Regions from separate parts of the Homo sapiens genome. Here region 2 is linked to region 1. The links are chromatin contacts, found by Hi-C or POLR2A ChIA-PET in ENCODE. All regions are on one chromosome and are shown on one strand. Each heading gives the region's core, a stretch centred on a gene start or an enhancer-like site at or near the end of the contact. The rest is flanking DNA. Distances are from core to core; before and after follow the strand shown. Region 1 overlaps MACROD2 (mono-ADP ribosylhydrolase 2). Region 2 overlaps MACROD2 (mono-ADP ribosylhydrolase 2).

What was found. A loop is a pair of places that touch in the nucleus more often than their neighbours do. ChIA-PET counts read pairs that join two places held with the same protein, here RNA polymerase II (POLR2A). Pooled maps may share reads with other maps.
Region 2: a map of MCF 10A shows a loop between it and region 1 (2.5-fold over the local background). The contact joins two enhancer-like sites. A Hi-C loop is called at or near these places in 1 of 168 maps with a recorded cell type or tissue (MCF 10A) and 1 of 50 pooled maps. POLR2A ChIA-PET finds 5 or more read pairs at or near these places in 2 of 52 experiments (BJ and MCF 10A).

Annotation. Positions count from the first base shown.
Region 1 is chr20:14,287,458-14,290,994 of GRCh38, forward strand. All of the region lies in intron 3 of MACROD2 (mono-ADP ribosylhydrolase 2), which reads left to right. Among named protein-coding and RNA genes, the nearest start is that of FLRT3, 48 kb to the right of the region's middle. Within about 2 kb of position 1,619, at least 3 of the 41 ENCODE cell types and tissues checked have a DNase peak (open chromatin) inside an H3K27ac peak, as active enhancers do.
Region 2 is chr20:14,233,783-14,237,319 of GRCh38, forward strand. The region is part of intron 3 of MACROD2 (mono-ADP ribosylhydrolase 2); the gene reads left to right. Among named protein-coding and RNA genes, the nearest start is that of FLRT3, 100 kb to the right of the region's middle. Within about 2 kb of position 1,694, at least 3 of the 41 ENCODE cell types and tissues checked have a DNase peak (open chromatin) inside an H3K27ac peak, as active enhancers do.

The sequences.
Region 1 (3,537 bases), core at 369-2,868:
ATTATATATTTGGCACTGAGTTAATTAAGCCTTTTATGCACTATTTTGAGCATCTGTTGGTTGTGCTTAATATTAATAAACTAGTTTTCTATTACTATGTAATAAATTACCACAAACTTAGGGGCTTAATACAACCCACATTCATTATCTTAGTTTCTGTGGGTCAGAAGTCTGGGCACAACTCAGTTGAGTCTTCTGTTTAGGTTCCCACAAGGCTGCAATCAAGGTTTGAGCCAGGGCTAGATTCTCATTTACAGGCTCAACTTAGAAAGGATCTGCTTTCTTGGTCTTCTGGTTTTTGGCAGTATTAAGTTTCTTGTGATTGTTGGACTGAGAGCTTTATTTTTTGTTGACTGCTAGCCAGAGGCTACCCTCGGCTCTTAGAGATCACCCTCAGTTCCTTGACATGTGGCATTTTCCAGCATGGCTGCTTGGTTCCTCCCAGCCATCCCTGGGAGAGAGAAATATTCCTGAAGGACAGATGTTACAATCTTATATAATGTAATCATGTACACTGATCATCAACAATCTATCATCTTTTCCATATTCTATTGCTTAGAAATAAGTCATAGGTCCCACCCCTACTTAAGAGGAAAGGATTATACAAGGTGTGACCACAGGGAGGTAGGAATCAGGGGCATTACCTTAGATAAGGTACACCCTACAAGGTAGGGTGTACCTTGTACACCACCAAGAGATTGCTATTTGTCTTCCAATATCTTTCCTTCTTCTTCCCCACCTGAGAAATAGAACTACTAATTCATTATTAGTTAAATATATGGTCACCTGGAATACAGAGTTTATTCCCTAGTTTCCCTCGTAGCTAGGTATGGCCATTGTGAGTAAGTGTGGCAGAGGAGTAAGATAAAAGAGTCTAGGACTCTGAGGATTTTGTGAAGTTACTCTATCAGTTTTTTGAAGATTCTTTACTCCTGACTTCTTTCAGGTGAGAGAAAAATAAACTTTTATTTTGCTTAAGCCATTGTTATTTTTGGCTGTCCCTTGTAGGACACCTCCTTTAGACCCTCCTCTGCTGGCCAGCCCCAGAACAGGGTGTCTTATCCTGGTCCTGCCCAAGTGTGATCACCCTGTGGGACAGGAGCTGGTCTCTTCAGCCCAGCCTCTCCATGAGGAAAAGTTCACTTCTTAACACCATGGGAGGTGAACCCAATCTTAACTTTGTTCTTTTCTGTCATCTCTTCTCCCCTTTCCTCTTTTCAAGAGCCCTTCATTTCCATTTTGTAGTGTGTGTGTTTTTCAAGGAACTTGAAATCACCCCAGGTCCAGGTTTAAACCAACCAGGACATTCTGTTCTCTGACTCAGTGGTGAAAGCATGACATATGCCAGTCTAATCAGAGTGAATCTTAAAACATTTACTGAGAAATCGTGGCAATACTTGTATGTAGTGATAGTTCTGAGTAACCATATTTTCCATGCCAGCCGCCAATTCTGTCCTAAGGAGAAACAGACTTTACCTGACCCTTGAGCCTGTTGCTTGACAGAGATGGCTCATGGGACATATAAACAACCCAGCTACTTCCTTATATTAACCAATATTTAGGGGGTAGTCTAGGGGAAGCTTCCACACCAGCCCTGAGGTTAGAAATAGCATGTAAGGGAGGACTCAGAGAATTGCTCTGTCTCCTTGACTGCAACAGTATTAGTCATGGCTGACTCAGGTAGAACTGGGGGACTCTATTCAGTACAGATCTTAGAGACCATTGTGTGAGTACTAAGATTTGGTGTCCCTGTGCTTGTGGATTCATGCAGATGTCACAGGATATTGGAATGCTAAAGTGATTCATCCCGTTCAAGTAACAGATCCTTCCTAAATTGTCTATCAGTCTCCACACCTATAATCTTGAATTTATTATTACTTTAAAAAATTACAAAAGTAACCCTTGCTCACTGTAGTAAATTGAACAATACAAAGGTGTGGCCTCTGTGTAAAACAGATGCTTGCTTTCTCAGGAAGTCTTCTGCCCTTCAGTGTTCCTTTCACATACTCCTTTTAGCCTTACATTGATAAAATGTTTACTTTTTAAAAACTAACATTGATTCAATGCTTCTCATAGTCTGTTTGTTTGTTTTTGTTTTTGAGACAGAGTCTTGCTGTGTCACCCAGGCTGCTGGAGTACAGTGGCATGATCGCAGCTTACTGCAGCCTTGTTCTCCTGGGCTAAGGTGAACCTCCCACCTCAGCCTCCCAGGTTGCTGGGACTATAGGCGCATGCCACTATGCCTGGCTAATTTCTGCATTTTTGGTAGAGACAGGGTCTCACTATGTTGCCCAGTCTGGTCTTGAACTCCTGGGCTCAAGTGATCTACCAGCCTTGCCTCCCAAAGTGGTGGGATTACAGGTGTGTGCCACCATGCCTGACTCTGCTTTTCCTGTTCAATATTTCAATGATTACAGGGTTTTAAAATATTTTTGACCTAAACAAATAATAATTTATTAATTCCAAAATAGATAAAGTTGTCAGCATTCTGGAGATAAAATCAAAGTAAGGATTCACTAGTTTTTCCCCAGTAGGAACTTAACAGTTAAGTTAGGGCATGAAACGTTTAAATAAGTCAAACAGTGAGGGAGAAGGTGCTAATCATGCACTAAAGAAAGTGAAAAGGAAAGTGCATCTGTTTTTGGTTTGGCAGTTACCACCACAGCTGTTTTCTAGTGCTGTATGTATAAAAAGAGAAGGCAATGATTTGGAATGGTCATTACCTGGGTAACAAAATAATCTGTACACCAAACCCCTGTGACGTGCAGTTTACCTATACAGCAAATCTGCACATATACTTCTCAACCTAAAATGAAAGTTAAAAAAATTAAAAGATAGATACATAGTATAAAAAAGAAGTTTCTTAAAGGAGAGATGGGACTGAAGTTGGGTCTTACACCAAACAAGGGAGGACAGAGAGAATTGGGGCTGCTTTAAGAATCTTGGCCCAAAACAGAGCAGCTGTCCTCAGACCTACCTGAGCACCCAGGCCACAGCCAACCTCAGATCAAAAGGGATGGAATCTCAGGAGACTGACCAAGGTAGCTGTATTTTTTTTTTTTTTTTTTTGAGATGGAGTTTTGCTTTTGCTGCCCAGGCTGGAGTGCAATGGCACAATTTCGGCTCACCACAACCTCTGCCTCCTGGGTTCAGGCAATTCTCCTGCCTCAGCCTCCCAAGTAACTGGGATTAGAGGCATGTGCCACCACACCTGGCTAATTTTGTATTTTTAGTATACACAGGGTTTCTCCATGTTGGTCAGCCTGGTCTCGAACTCCCGACCTCAGTTGATCCACCCGCCTCAGCCTCCCAGAGTGCTGGGATTACAGGCGTGAGCCACTGCGCCCAGCTGGTAGCTGTATTTTTAACATGCTCTTTAGATAATTTCGTCTGAAGACTGGCATTTAGGAGTTTCTAAAGCAGGTGTGTCTTGTTATTAAATAAGCACAGCTGCTTGAAAATTAGTTTGGGAACATAATTTATGACTAAAAGTCTTTCCAAAAAATCAAACAAATGGTCATGTTCATATTAGTTGAT
Region 2 (3,537 bases), core at 444-2,943, 54 kb before region 1:
TAAGTGAAAGATAGCCAGTCTTAAAAGCCTTTATATACTGCCTGATGCCAACTATATGACATTATGGAAAAGGCAAAACTATAGAGACAATAAAAAGATCAGTGGTTGATAGGAGTTGAGTAGGAGGAGTGAATAGGTTGAGCATATGGCAGTTTTAGGGCCGTGAAACTATTCTGTATGATACTCTAAAGGTAAATATATGATATTACGGATTTGCAAAACCCGCAGAGCTGTACAAGAATGAACCCTCATGTAATCTCTGGACTTTAATAAATAATAATGTATCAATATTGGTAAATCAGTTGTAACAAATGTACCACAGTGATGCAAGATGTTAATAATAGGGCCAACTTTGGACAGGGGAGAGAGGGTATATGGGGACTCTGTACTTTATGACCAATTTTTGTCAAAACTTAAAACTGCACTACTAAAAATAAAAGCAATAATAAAACTCACTAAAAATGCATCAATTTAAAAAAAGTTAAAAAACCATGTATTCTATTGATTGTTCATATATCCTTTTCCATAATTCTCCAGTGACTTAATATTTGAATTTAAACAATTTAAAAATGATATTCATATAATTCCAAGGTTTTCCACACATTTTTTATGGACTCTCAATTGTTCTTGGGTGTACCTTAGTTATTCTTAGTTCATCTGTTATTTTCCTGTAAGTACATATTTCCTGAAGGTATATGGTTATACTTTGAAACAAAATTAGAAATGATCTTACATTAAATATTATCCTATTTAAACTATTTTAATAGTTTTAGATGATTTAAGTTCTCAGCATGCTTTTTCTATCTTCTGTGCTATATATGCTCTATTTTTATATCCTTTGTTTCTTTGCAGATGAAATGGTTTCTATTGTTCTAGTTCTTTCTGTCTTTTGCCAATAGCCCACCTCATATCTCTGTACATGCACACCCATCACAAACAGACAGACACACACATGCATACAGACTTTTGAACCTTAGAGTTAAGCTGCATTCTTGTCAAAAAGATCTAGCACTCCAAGAGTGGATGCCTCTCCCTTTCTTTGGGAGATCAGCATTACTCATCACCTCAAATATTCTTGCTTCACTATTTGCTCATTGTTTTGGATATACAGAGCACTTAAATATTTGCTATTTTAGTGCATCATTAATGAACCGTTTATTATGTTTTCAAAGTCAAATATGGGTCAAAGTAATTTTTTTAACTAAGTTTTACTCTTCAGGTTCTTTTTTAATGTGAAAAAAAGAGGCCCACACTGTTTCTGTCTATTTATAGGTGGTAATTGGAAGTTGGTACAAGAGTAGTCTAAACAGAGGAGTCATATTGCTCCAGGCAGATTAAAAAAGGTATCTAGTTATATAAGCCTACATAAAGCCACATCTCCAGACTAATATTTTCAAACGTGAAGGGGATAAAATTTATATTATGAACAGCTGTAGATTTAACTTTGTAAAGCCTAAAATTATAGTAGAAAATATTTCAATTATAGTTCTTAAAATATGAAAGAGATGTTGATTGTACATTGAAATATTTTGCATAATGACATCTATTTTTCACACACATGCATACATACACACACATTCCCATTTTGTAGATTATAAAACAGAGGCACACAGTAGTTAAGAGGCTTGTATAAGCTTACACAGCTAGCAGGGAGACCATGATTCAAACATCAGGCAGTAGAACTCCTGAGTACCCTCTCTGAACTGCTAAGCTATGTTACCTCTCATCTTAACTAACATGACTCATTTTTTGCCCTTAAAATGCCTTGAAAAATACTATGAAGAAATACCTCATCCAGCTGTAGAGGAACAACCAACTACATTTATTTTTAGAAATGATAAAGGAATTGTTTTGCTCTGTACATAGACTTCTACAACTAGAGCAGTTGCATAACGTGGTCTGTGTAGATTACACTTTTTTCACGATTCATTTAACTACTTGAATTTGATATCATTTCCTTTCAAACTGAAGCACATCTGATGCAGATTTACTGGGACATTCGCACTCCATTTTGGTTTTAAAAGTTGCAGACCTCATTTACAAGAGCATGAACAACATAGCTATTTGAAATTATCCCATCTTTTATAAGGTTTCACTTTTCTTCTGGAAAGGCAAATAATACGTGGAAAAACATACTTAATAGTATTACTGTTTTTTTAATTATAACTGACATACTGCTCATGGACTAGTTGCCAGTTAACCCACTGATGTGTAAATGTCCTAAACTGAGAGGCTTGACTGAAGAAAAATAACCAAGTTACTTAGCCTATATGACGAAGTTTCCTAAAAACCCCTCCATACACATTTGGAAATATTCATATTATATGTTTTTTTAAATCTCTAAATGGGAAATTCATGTGTATTTTTGAAATCAAATCCAGACTGCTTTGATTTGCTTGTGCTTACGTCCTATAATTTCAATGTCAAGATGCAAAATTGTACTAGTCATTCCTTGGAGTGGTTAAAAATGAAACAGTAGTTTGATTTCATATTCATGATCGATTAAGTGAGAAATCAACTGTGCAGTAGAACTTTTCCAGTTTATGTAATTCTTGAAGCTTTATGAGCTTTAGAATCAAAACGCTTTCATGATCTTTGCTTAAGACATTATAGTAGTGTTGCTTAGAAGACAAAGCAAATAAAAATACTTTTATACTCTTCGCTTAATACCTTGTAGTAGTCTTGCTTACTTAAAAAAAAAGCAAAAAAAACTACATCTGCCACCTTGCATTTAATATTTAGAAAATACGAAAATGAAAGAATCAAATTAACAAACATTTATTTACTCAACATAAATAATTAACATTTTTGGTTTTTTGCTTAATATATTTTATTAAAAATTTGACGTCAAAGATAAGGTTGAAGTCCACTCTGTTACTTCTTTAGTTCCAGCAACCGCCCTCTCTTTTCAGAGGCTACTGCATTTATGAATTTGGTGTATATTCATTTAGTTCATACTTTTGTCCATTGCCTCTACTAGTTTAATGCTTTAAATTCAATCTGCCTTCTTGTATCAACCATCATGTTTAGCATTTTAGATACACCATATTTTAAACTATTTCCAATCAAAATGTCAGTTATTAAAAAAATCAGTGTTTATTATAAATTTCTATGATAAATATTTTTCTTGGATCTAATTCCTTCTTTATTGCCAAAATTTGTTTTTAATGAGTGTAACAAACTGTTAATTTTTGTATGTCTGAAAATTTCTTTATTTTATCCTTACTCTTCAATAACTTAGATTCAAGTATAGAATCCTGGGTATAGAATTCCTGCTGGATGGTTAGTCTTCTTCAATAATTAGAAGATAATATTTCATAATCTAGTAGCATTTGTTGTTGCTGATGAGAAGTGTTAGTATAATTGCTACCTCTATAACAAGCTCTCATATCTCTCTGATAGCTTTAAATATTTTCTTTTTGTCTTTGTTGTTATGGAATTTCATTACAATTATGAATACCTGTCGATTTATGTGTGTATATATAAATACAATCTCCCATTTCTTCAATCTGATGATTCTTTTTTTTGTTAGAGAAT